Linked DNA regions of Homo sapiens: region 1 is linked to region 2. A link is a contact called in ENCODE Hi-C data. All regions are on one chromosome and are shown on one strand. The core of a region is the stretch at or near the end of the contact, and the rest is flanking DNA. Distances in the headings are between cores, read along the strand shown. Region 1 holds the start of S100A11 (S100 calcium binding protein A11). Region 2 holds the start of TDRKH (tudor and KH domain containing).

Region 1 (5,816 bases), core at 1,821-4,320, 250 kb before region 2:
CTGGGGAGCAGCTGTCAAGCAGGCAGCCCTAACTGGGTGGGGCTGATCCCCCAACCTGGCTCTGAACAAGTCATACTTATTTGGTTTAGCTTTTTCCTTTGGTTTCATTCAAGCTACTTCATGGGGCTGAAGAGTTATTGAAAGAATAAATGTCATAGAGAAAGTAAGAAAAACTAACAACTAGGTTTAGGAAGAACAAAAACGCTAATGAAGTCAGACTGCAGGCTCTTCACTCCCAGTGGTTCACCATTTTCACAATTCAGCGAACACCCAAGTAGCCTTTTCTTTAATTTACAGTTAGCAATTGGCTTACATTCCCCTCTGTCTATTTCTTCCAAATTTCATAGCTTCCACTTACTCATGATGTCTTCTCCATAAGTTTTATTTGCCATGACTTCATGGTTCTGTCTATGCAAATGTTCAGCTTCAGCTCTTCTAAATGCCTAATTTTCTATGTGCTTCTAATTTCAGTTTCCCAAAAACAAGAAGCTTTTTGGCCCTAGTTCATCTTTCCATGTTATGTCATGAAACATCCACTACCAGCCATCCTATAGATTGGCAGTGCTGGTGTCCAGACTAACTTCAACCCAGTCCACTCTAACAGGGTCACAGTGTGTCAAATCATGCAAAACTTGGCCACCTGGGCTGCCCCTTGAGCACAGGTTCTAAGTGAGGCATTTTCTCTTAAAAAGAACTATAGTGGCCGGGCGCAGTGGCTCTCACCTGTAATCCCAGCACTTTGGGAGGCTGAGGAGGGCAGATCACGAGGTCAGGAGTTCCAGACCAGCATAACCAACATGGTGAAACCCCGTCTCTACTAAAAATACACAAAAAATTAGCAGGGTGTGGTGGCGCACACCTGTAATTCCAGCTACTCAGGAGGCTGAGGCAGGAGAATCGCTTTAACCCGGGAGGCGGAGGTTGCAGTGAGCTGAGATCACCCCGTTGCACTCCAGCCGCCTAGGCAACAAGAGTGAAACAACGTCTCAAAAAAGAAAAAAAAGAAAAGAACTGTGGTGTGTAAGGCCTCATGATTGAGTTATGGAGTAATTTAGACAAATGATTCCTTAATATGTTGGGATCATAAATTTTTCTGAGAATCAGATGAAAGATGTGGACTCTTCGCCAGAAAAATTTCTCTTATGCAAAAAATTTACATGTAACTTTAAGGTATTAAGGAACCCCAGCAGCCGTTCATGTAACACCCCCCACCACCAAAGGTTTGAAGTCTATTACCTGGCACTTGATAAGAACTGTGAGTCAAAAAGGCATTTAGACTCAGTGGCTCCAATGCTTTCAAGCAGGGAAAATGGTAGAGTGATAGTACCCTTAGCAGAGAAGACAGAAACAGGTTTGGGGAAAACTAGTTATTCCTGAATTATTGAGTCTGAAGTGCAGGTGGGACTCTCAAGTGGATTCATAAACAAGTAACTGAAAATGTGGGTCTGGAGTAGCTGAGAACTGAGATGGAGATTTGTCTCACGTGCTCAGGGCACCTGTGAGAGCAGGTGCAGGGAAGCAGTTCACACAATGCCTATAGCCCATTATCTTTCATTTGCGTCTACTCTGCAGTTTTTGGAGACCTTTCTAAGCCCTCACTTTACTTGACAGTCCTAACAATCTTATGAAACAGGAAAGGCCTATCTCAAGACCTATTACAAATAAGGAAGTGGAAGCTCAAAGGAGTGACAAGTCTGGTCAAAAGTATTGCAATGAAGTAACAGACACAAGACTGGAACCCAAGTCTTCTGATTCTTAATACAACTCCTAATTTCATTGCAAACTGCACACAGATAAATGCCTTACTAGCACGGATCAATTTTTAAGTGCAGTAGTTTGGTTTTCGGATTTTGTCTTTGTGGCTGTCCTCAGTTTACAGAAAAGTTTGAGAGAGAGGGGTGGCAATTGTCCCTTGACAATAATCCCCAGTAATCCCGTGGCAATTGATTTGGCAATACTCACCACTGTTTACTGTTAAATATCTTCCCTGTGGAGCAATAGAGAGCCCCAACTCCTAGGAACTTGTCTACAATTCTGACCCGCACTCTGTCCTAACTAACACTCTTGGTTTTGTTTTTTGTTTGTTTGTTTTTGAGATGGAGTCTTGCTCTGTCGCCCAGGCTAGAGTGCAGTGGCGCGATCTCGGCTCACTGCAAGCTCTGCCTCCGGGGTTCACGCCATTCTCCTGCCTCAGCCTCCCGAGTAGCTGGAACTACAGGCGCCCGCCACCACGTCCGGCTAATTTTTTGTATTTTTAGTAGAGACGGGGTTTTGCCGCGTTAGCCAGGATGGTCCCGATCTCCTGACCTCGTGATCCACCCGCCTCGGCCTCCCAAAGTGCTGGGATTACAGGAGTGAGCCGCTGCGCCCGGCCTGTTTTTGTTTGTTTTTTGAGACATTGTTCCGCTCTTGTTGCCCAGGCGGCTGGAGTGCAACGGCGCGATCTCAGCTCGCTGCAAACTCCACCTCCCGGGTTCAATCGATATTTCTGCCTCAGCCTCCCAAGTAGTTGGTATTACAGGCGTGTGCCACCACGCCAGGCTAATTTTGTATTTTTAGTAGAGACAGGGGTTTCACCATGTTAGTCAGGCTGATCTCAAACTCCTGACCTCATGTGATCTACCCGCCTCGGCCTCCCAAAGTGCTGGGATTACAGGCCTGAGCCACCGCGCCCGGCCCACTGCTGTTTCCAAAAGAGACCTTTTTTGCCTATCTAACCTAAATGCCCAGAATGAGCTCATACATGGGAAAGACCCACGGACATGGACAGACTTCCCGAAGACTACTGTGCAAAACTTATAATTCTAAAAAGTCAAAAATCTTCAGGAATCACAGGACGGGGTGGAGGGGGCCGGGGGGAAAGAGGAGGGAAAAGAGGGAAAGGAGGGAGAGTGAGACTGCTTAAATCGCTGGAGAGGACGGTGGGTTTATTTGAGTCTTAAAGCTCAGTTCTGTGGTTAGCGCCGGCCGCGGTCCCAGGCCCAGCCCGGGAGGCGGGGAGGGGCGGGGCAGGCGCGGAAGCTGTCTGAGTAAGGCTTGGGCAAGGCTGGGCCGGGAAGGGCGTGGGTTGAGGAGAGGCTCCAGACCCGCACGCCGCGCGCACAGAGCTCTCAGCGCCGCTCCCAGCCACAGCCTCCCGCGCCTCGCTCAGCTCCAACATGGTAAGCCTCACTTTTCTTCTTCTTCTTCTTACATGAAAAGAAAAAGAAAAGAAAAAAAACCCACATACTTCCCAGCAGACTTTATCTTTGACTTATGTGTGGACGTGGCAGGAAACAGCAGGAAAAATCAGCCTCGTGGGAGGGAACTGGGGAAGAAGGGATGGAAGGATGAAGCCCTAAAATCATCCTTGGGGTGGCCGCCTAGGGTAGCAGCGGAGGTTCTTTAGCCTTCCCAGTCACGACAAGGCCCAGGGCTGGGGAAGAGGAAGTGCTGGCCGCTCACCGCGCGGGGGGGGGACCCGTCGTGGGTCACTGCCTCCAGCCCCTCGCCCGCGGTCTCCCGGGAGCCCAGAGACGCCTAGGAGCAAGTTTAAGGCAGGGGGCTGGAAAGCTGCGAGGGGTCACTAGTTATTTCTGTACACCAGAAAAGGGACATTTTAGAACTTGGTCGTCTAGCCCCAGGGAAAATCAAAGTTTCAGTAAGCACCCGGCAGACGGCCAAGACCCAACGGGACTGAAACTTTAGCCCGTCGCCGCCCGCAGCGCCGCGGCCAAGAATGTGGGAGGAACCCGGTCCCAGCTGAGCCCTCTCCTCCTTCCTCTTCCTTTTACCCCACCATCTATTTAGGCACTCACTCCGTAACTTATTTTTCTCTTCTTATCTCCTTTCATCTCCCAGTTGAACTCATATTTTCCATAATTCCACCTCCAAAATCTCTTTCTTTACCTCTCCTTAGTGGAGAGTCAGCAAACTGGCCCGCGGGCCAAGTCGGGTTTTCTGTTCTGCCCACAAGCTAAGAATAAAGTTTACATTTGTAAATGATTGAAAGAAATCAAAAGAAGAAAAATACTTTCTGACATGTGAAAATTATGTGGAAATCAAACTTCAGCGTCCATAAATGAAGTATTGGAACAGAGCCACGCCCATTCCCTTCCATACTGTCTGGGGTTGCAGTCCTGCTACAGCAGGGACAGAAAGCTCCGGAGGGTGTTGGTTAAGAATGAGAAGACAATAGTTGAGGTTTTTAAAATTGCTACGTCTTTTTCATCGTATTTTTTTCTTTCCTCAAATGTTGAGCGCTTAGCATGCATTTTTAAAAATTATTTCACAGTATCCGTTTATCATAATGTTTGCTCCTTGCTATCGCCATCCCCACCAAGTAAGACTCCAAGAGTGCCATGAGGTGTGGAGAGCGCCGGTTCTCCTCTCCTTCAGCCACTGCGCCACCCTGGGCAGAGCTTTCCGGTTTCTGGGCGTCCTCAGGACCCATCTCCAAAGTGCCCTGGAGCTCTACAAATTATGCCGTTCCATTTTAGTAATTTGATAATTGTGTCTCTTTCTTTCACTTTGGAGAATTACCTCTGGGAGGAAATGCAAAGAGGTTTTAATTTTCTCCTTGTGGCTGATAGCAACAGCAACAGTTTTCAAAAGAAAATAATCTCTAAATTACACCAAGACTGATGTTAAGGAGAGAAAAATGTGAAGCAGAAAGGCACTGTGAAACTGGAAAAGCAAAACTGTCTGCATTCTGGAAGGAAAAGGGGCAGGGGGAGAATCTGTAGTTCCAGAGAAAGGTGACAAAGCCCATGCTCCTCAGCCTGGTGTGGCCTCCCAGCCAGTCTCCTTCCTGTCATCTGATACCTTAGTAAGACAGGGAGATTTTAGGCCTGATATGAAGGGCATGTTGTAACAGAACAAACACATCTGTTTCTAGGCTGTGGTATTTTGTTTCTCCCCTAAAGGCCCCTGAACCTACCAACACTTTTCTTAATGAAAAGTTCAATTTAGAGCAAAACAAAAACAATCATCCTCCAACAATGTGATTCTTGGGAAAAAGTCCACCTCTCTTAGGGTTCAGGGGTTCTAACGCTGTAAGATGCAATGGGAGGCAAGACTCAGCTAGGATCTCTGCAGCATAAAGGCTGTACAGGAAGGAGGAATCAATCTGCAGCTGTGTAGCTAAGGGCTCAGATCAGTTCTTAGCACGTGTTAATTACGGAGTGAGAAAGCCTCTAGCTCTGGCCTCCAGGAAGTCCATCCTAAGAACAAACGAAAGGCTAAATGCTAAGTTGCAAATGTCACCATCCAAACATAAATCATTGTTAACGCTAGTAGGTAAAGTCTCAGAGGAAGGGTGTGGCCAGGCCGGTTTCCCAGAAAGTCTGTAATTGCGGCTTCTACCCACCAGAGGGAGGCCAACAGCTCCTCACTTTTGGGACCCTAAGTCCCCTTGGGGAACCGGATGACTGGGCCCTATAGAATTTCCTTGAAAAATTCTGCTGTGAGGAAAGAGCCCAGTACAGGATTTAAATCTCTTACATTGTAGATGCTGTGTAAGCAGCAACCTGAGAGCTTCCTGGTTTGGAGTGACCTCCAGAGAAGCTCCACCTTCTCTGTCACTATTTCCCACCAGGAAGTGGAAGCCTGCAAGGCTAAGGACTGCAGAAAGGGACTGGGAGGCCCAGATTCCAGGGCTGGCTCTGCCATATCCATTCCCTTCTCCTGTCCGTTTCCTCACATCTAAGATTAATGGTTCCTAACTCTTAAATATGAAAGCCATTTTCAAACATCTAAAAAGTTCTATCTCCCACTGCATACACAATGATAGCTATGCTTTTAGTTTTCTCTAAGGAAATGTGTGAGTCCCAGGAATT
Region 2 (6,291 bases), core at 542-3,041:
CATTTTCAAAAATTGCTGGTGGGATTAAAATTATAAAAATCTTTGTGGGAGGAAGGGAATTTACAAAATTTTATCTATCCAAATGAAAAAACAATGCACACATTTCTTTAACTTGGCACTTGCATTTCTAAGTATTTATCATACACATATGCAAGAGGGAAATGAAGTATCCTTGCATATCAATCAAATGTTAAAGGACTGGTTAAATATATCTTCATATATCCCTCAGGCATACTATGAAACTATCACTATGAGGCAGATACGTATATGCTGCTACGGAAACATTTCCAGACTGTATCAAAGAAAGTTGCAAAATAGTATGTATGTTATCAACTGGGTTAAAAAAATATATGTGTGTGTATATATATATACACTTTATATATTACACATATACACACGTTAACTATAGAATATCTTGTGAAATTTTTCACAAGAAACTGGTAACCCTAGTTGCCTTGAAGGAAGGAAAATTTATTCACTATAATAACCTTGTTTCTTCTGAATTTTGTAGAATGTAAATGTATTACTTATTCAAAACGCATACACATTTTTATATTAATAGAAAGCAAAACCTGAGGCCCAAAGGCATCTGCCTAATTGACAAAAGATACAACCTTGCGTTCTTTCAGCAAATATTTATTGCTCATCACCTGCCAGGTATTGTGATGGAAGCTAGTGCGGAAGATCCCCCAATGACCAGGATCGCCCGACCCCTGTTCCCAGGGTGAGCCCCTAGCGCGGAGCGGGGACAGGGTGGACCGAGTAGGGCGCAGTGCTGGTCTCGCGAGGCTCCCTGCCCCACGGAGGCAGTAGCAGGACCCAACCGTTCCTAACCGTCCAGGGACCAGGACAGCGTCTGGAATAAAATCTTCCAAAGCAAACTTCCGCCTGCGGAGACCCGCTCCCTTCCTCGCCCCCACAGAAACGCCCCCCGCCACCACCCCCTCCCCCGGCGTAGGCCTTCACGCTGTCGCCTCGACCCGTTTCCTCGAATCCCCAGGGAAGGGTGGGCCCCTGGCGCCCCTATGGCCCGCCGCCCCCTTACCACCGCGGTCGGAGCCCGGGTCTCACTCTCCTGCCGCTGTTTCGGGCCACACCGTGTGTCCGTGCCTCCGCAAAGGAATAGAAGAGTGGGTCCTCGCTCTCTGCGGCGCACCGCTTGTCCCTTGACTTCCTGTCCATCTACAAAGCCTATTTCATGTTTTCCAGAAAGAAAACGTTTTCCGTGTCTCTTGAGTCCTCATCGCCATATGCGGGGCGGGACCGATCTATGCAAAAGATCGCAAGAGAAAACTGATGGAGCATCGCCCATCATGAGGCTGCTCTCCCGATGGTCACTGAGTTGTGTTGTGGCACTGTCTTTGTACAAAGACACCAATTTTTGCGAACGGTGCCACTCATGATTCAACGCTCTCATGCCTCGGTCCCAGCTGCTGGAGCGCAGATTTTCCTCCAAGGGTTAGAAGATAGAAAACTCCTCGGTAATTGGCCTAGAGGTGGTCTGCGAGGACGCCGGGAAGCTTGTAATTGGCTGTTTAATTCTCAGCAGGTGCGGTCTCAGTTAACAACATCTGCTTTTCCTGGATCTTATTGGCTGACAGGGTGGGCCTGCTTTGGATTCCATCCGGGTAATTGGGCAGCGGCTAGCAGCAGCCACGTCGCTCAGGGGCAGCCCGCGGAAGGATTGGTTGTGACGGGAGAAGGCGATTGGTCGGACTGCGAGCAGGGTGTTGATTGGTGCTGTCGGGCTGCGGGGGCGGGGAAGTGGCGGCTGAAGCGCCGCCGGCGGGGCTCACTGTGGTGGTGTGAGTGGGAGGCGGCGGCGCTGGTGGCTGCAGCTGGGGTGAGGCGCGAGGCGGCGCACTCGACGGCTGACTGGAGCAGCGGTAAAGGCGAGGATGGAGACCGAAGGTTTGGGGAGTGGGAAAGACAGGGTCATGGGCAGCCCTGGCCACTAGGAGACGGAAATGCGGGAGCGAGGGAAGGGAGGGGTCTGGCGTGCCCCGGGGCGAGGGAAGGATGTGGGGCGCAGCGGGGGAGTCAGAGCCCTGGGCTGTGAGACGCCGCTCGGGGGCAACTTGACCCACTGGGAACTCGTAACTGTATCTGAGGAAGATGCTCCAGTCACCCGCTTACGCCACAACGGACCCGGTGCGGGAGCGTTTGTGTTTGCCCTGAGTCAGTTCAGACTCTTCCACTGGGCCTTTTTGAGACTGAGAGCTGCCATCCGTATATCACTTTGCCTTTAACTTTCCCCAGCTTTTTCTTTAGTTATCGCTAATAGGATGGCTGTTTACAGTCGTCAGAATAATACATTGGGGTTTTTGTTTTTCCAGTATCCCTCATTCCTTAATCCAGGTATCATCGTGGGGGTTGGCTGGAGACCCCTATTTCAAAGACTGACTTTTAGACCCTTTCCTTGTTTTGAGAGAAAGGGGTTGACACTTTTTTTTTTCTCGTGAATTTAAAATAAACGTACCAAGGATGAGAACATTGAGCTGCTTCGATTCAAGCATGTCACCATGTTGTAGGTTCTTTGTAGGTTCTGGTTATTAGGAGATACTGGAATGAGTTATCTATGCTTTCATGGAGCTAACAATGTGATTTGACTTCTCATCACATCCTATTTGACTCCTGTCATTTTAAATGATAAAGTAAGCCTTAGCGATGCATATCAGATAGTTTTTGGCAATTGTTCAATACAAATGTCAGGAAATTTCAAAGTTAGCTTTCACTGAAAACCATTATCTAACCACATTCCTCACTGAACAATGATCCTCATCTTCTCTTCTTAGCTTCCCCTAGAAACTGTGGTCTTAAGTTCTAGTATTTTCCTCCTTCCCATTCAATTTTTAAGTAATAAAATCAAACACAAGCTAGCAGTCAGTACTATGCAGTTATCCCCGTTTACATTATATTATTTTCCATTTCTCTTTAAGAGAAACTTATAGCTGAAAGGATATGAAAATTGTGAACAAAACCATAGTGACAGATCAAGTAGAGTCTCATTTTTTGAGACATCAGCTGATAACTCAATTAGCACAAATTCATTTGTAATGTTTGAAGAGGAGTTAGTGAAATTTACCTTTTGCTTCAAATAGAAGTCGGCCAAAACCGCACCTATAATCTCAGCTACGCCGGACGACTGCGGGAGTTCAAGGCTGCAGTGAGCTATTATCATTCACTGCATTCCATCCTGGGTGACAGACCAAGGCTCTGTCTCTAAATAAACAACAACAAACTCTCCAATTCATCTGTTCTCCATCTCCATCATTGACACCTGGACTAGGCCCTGATTGGTCTCCTGCAGCCACGGTTGCTGCCTTCAATTCATTCTCCTCACCACGGACACAGATGTTAATCAAGAATGACAAGCATGGCATGTGTTATCAAGGGATATTGGGGATTCTGTGGAAACCCATAGCAATGTAATTCAACCCAGTGTAGGGGGTCGAGATTGAGGGGCCTTGGCTGCAGAGACCCCTCTGCACTTGATCTTGATAGTGTCAGAACTGGAAAACAAAAGTGCTGCTAGTCCTTTGGGCCTCTGTAAAGAGGTGTGATTATGACTGGCCATCAAAACAGACTTATTTCTATTGCACACTGTATTGTGTAGAAATGACTAATGAGCTGTGTGATCTTAGATCAATCCTTTTCTATCCCTTAGCCGCAGTTTCCCAAATTGCAACGTTATTAATGGAATCAAATAAGTTCTGTAGTCCCTTCTAGTTATAAAATCTTGTGATTTCTATGCCCCATAAGCATCAATTATGGCCAGTTTTTAAAAGCAGACAGCATGAAAATACAGATCCAGTTTATTCTTGTTCACAGGGCTAGATTTCAGTTTCCCAAAGCCCTTAAGACCTAAAGACTCCTGCCTGTCAAGATCTTCCTTGCCAGACAGGAAACTCCATGAAGGCAGCTGCCAAATCTATCTTGACTGTTGTGTCCCGAGGGTCAAGCACACATCAGAATTCGATATTTATTGGCTTGAATAAATGTCCATTTAGTGCAGTTCATTCATGTAGTATAGGTTTGCGGAAGAAAAGTGAGTTGTATTTTAATGAGATGATTTTCAACTATACACCATCTAAGAAATAAACCTTAAGGTTCTAGCTACTTTCAACTGTCGCATTGACCAAGAATTTATACAGTTGTCCCTCCCTTCGTTATTTGCAGGGGATTGGTTCCAGGAACCCTGCAGAACCCAAATCCATAGATGCTCATGTCCCTTGTATAAGATGCATATTATTTGTATATAACCTACACACATCTTGCCCTATACTTTTTTTTTTTAAACCCCTTGAGACAAATTCTCGCTCTGTTGCCCAGGGTGGAGTGCAGTGGTGTCATCAGTTTACTGCAGCTTCCACCTCCTGGGCTCAAGCCATCTCCCACCTCGGCCTCCTGAGTAGCTGGAACTACAGGTGTGCAACACCACGCCTAGCTAATTTTTTTTTTTTTTTTTTTTTTTTTTTTTTTGTAGAAACAGAGTCTCACTATGTTGCCCAGGCTAGTCTTGAATACTTGGTCTCAAGCAGTCCTCCTACCTTAGCCTCTCAAAGTGCTGGGATTAACAGGCATGAGCCACTGTGCCCAGCCTGTTTTGGTGTTTATGTTTCCTAGACTATGAATATTTCCAAGTAGAAATTCTTCTTCCTCCTTCTGTCCCCAACGTGCTCAGCACACAAGAAAGAGCTAGCACTATTTAACCAAGATGCATTAATAATGGAAACAAGCTTTGCACTTTAGTGGTCATATAAGAAAATACCTAAGCCAGGCGCAGTGGCTCACGCCTGTAATCCCAGCACTTTGGGAGGCCGAGGTGGGCGGATCATGAGGTCAGCAGTTCGAGACCATCCTGGCCAATATGGTGAAACCCTGTCTCTACTAAAAATACATAAATTAGCTGGGCATGGTGGCAGGTGCCTGTCGTCCCAGCTACTCATTAGGCTGAGGCAGAAGAATCGCTTGAACCCGGGAGGCAGAGGTTGCAGTGAGCTGAGATCGTGCCACTGCACTCCAGCCTGGGCAACAGAGTGAGACTCCGTCTCAAAAAATATATATATCTAAAGTAATCAGGGGACAAAAGAAGTCAAATTCTTTCTAGACACCAAGAATAAACCATCTCAATGTAGGAAAGTAGCAGTTTGGGAGGTGTGTATTCAAGAATTATTTAAGTCAAAAATCTCCTTTATGAAACAACTTGTTTCCTTTCCTTTGGTATATACAACGATGCTTATATAATACCATCCAAACTTTCAGGATGGTGAAAGCTTTTATTTGCAGTGTATTTAAAAAAAGAGAAGCTTATCCAATGACTTGGGAAAAGAACCTCATAAATGAAAACAAACAGCCTACATTAACCTCAACCCTTTCTGTCCTACATTCTAAAAAGGTCGGGAGAGAACAGTATTCCCTCAGATTGATAGTCTCTAAAAATGATATACTGAATTCACTGAGTAACTAATGACCCAAAATAGACGACACCCTTGAAAAGAGGTACCCATCCCCCACCTCGGGTAGTAAAAGGCCGTTTTATTATTTGCTCAGGCTTTTGAGTCCGGGCAAGAAGGTGGATTAAATTTGTTTAAAACCAGGATATAGAAAAAATAGATTTGGCAAACTTCTGGTAGTTCTCTGAAGAACTTTATTCAGTTCTGTTGATCAGTAAAGCTGTGAGGCCAGATGCAAATTCTGGTCATCTGTATGACAGTGTAGTAGTCTACCCTTCTCCGTGGTTTTGCTTTCACTTACCCATAGTCAATCCTGGTCCAAAAAGATTAAATGGGAAGTTCCATACGTAAACAATTCTTAAGTTTTAAATTGTGCACCATTCTGACTAGCATGGTGAAATCTCCATCCTGGCCCAGACGAGAATCCTGCCTTTGTCCAGCATATCCATGCTGTATATGCTACCCGCCTCTTAGTCACTTAGTAGCCATCTTGGTTATCAGATTGAAAAAACCTATAGTTTTCAGTACTCCAAGGCATCCACTGGGGTTCTTGGAACATATTCCTCGAGGATAAGAGAGGATGACTGTTGTAAGAAATCTACCTCCAGCCTCCCTTACCTGACTATATCTGCTCCTCAGTGAGATTTCGGTGCTAGATGTTCTCCTTTCTCTCTTTACTCTTCCAGATTGACTGTGCTTTCCCTGAAAGCCTAAGTTTTATTCCACAGTAGGTTTTGTATTAATGAGTATGTTTTTAGCCTTACCAGGATATAGCCAGTTTTTCCCCCCAGGGTGAAATACATTTTTGTTTATTATAATTATTTGGGTTGAATTT

What was found. Hi-C counts contacts between places; a loop is a spot of excess contacts on that map. Pooled maps may share reads with other maps.
Region 1: a pooled map shows a loop between it and region 2 (7-fold over the local background). The contact joins the promoter of S100A11 here to the promoter of TDRKH in region 2. A Hi-C loop is called at or near these places in 2 of 168 maps with a recorded cell type or tissue (B cell and naive thymus-derived CD4-positive, alpha-beta T cell) and 13 of 50 pooled maps.

The regions. Positions count from the first base shown.
Region 1 is chr1:152,034,258-152,040,073 of GRCh38, reverse strand. S100A11 (S100 calcium binding protein A11) reads left to right here and starts at 3,070. Exons shown (of 3, transcript NM_005620.2): 1 at 3,070-3,161. The coding sequence starts at 3,159. RefSeq lists enhancers at 1,450-1,609, 4,707-5,001 and a silencer at 3,567-3,861.
Region 2 is chr1:151,786,000-151,792,290 of GRCh38, reverse strand. TDRKH (tudor and KH domain containing) reads left to right here and starts at 1,791. Exons shown (of 13, transcript NM_001083965.2): 1 at 1,791-1,911. TDRKH-AS1 (TDRKH antisense RNA 1) reads right to left here and starts at 1,542. Exons shown (of 2, transcript NR_146292.1): 1 at 1,046-1,542. RefSeq lists a silencer at 1,847-2,106.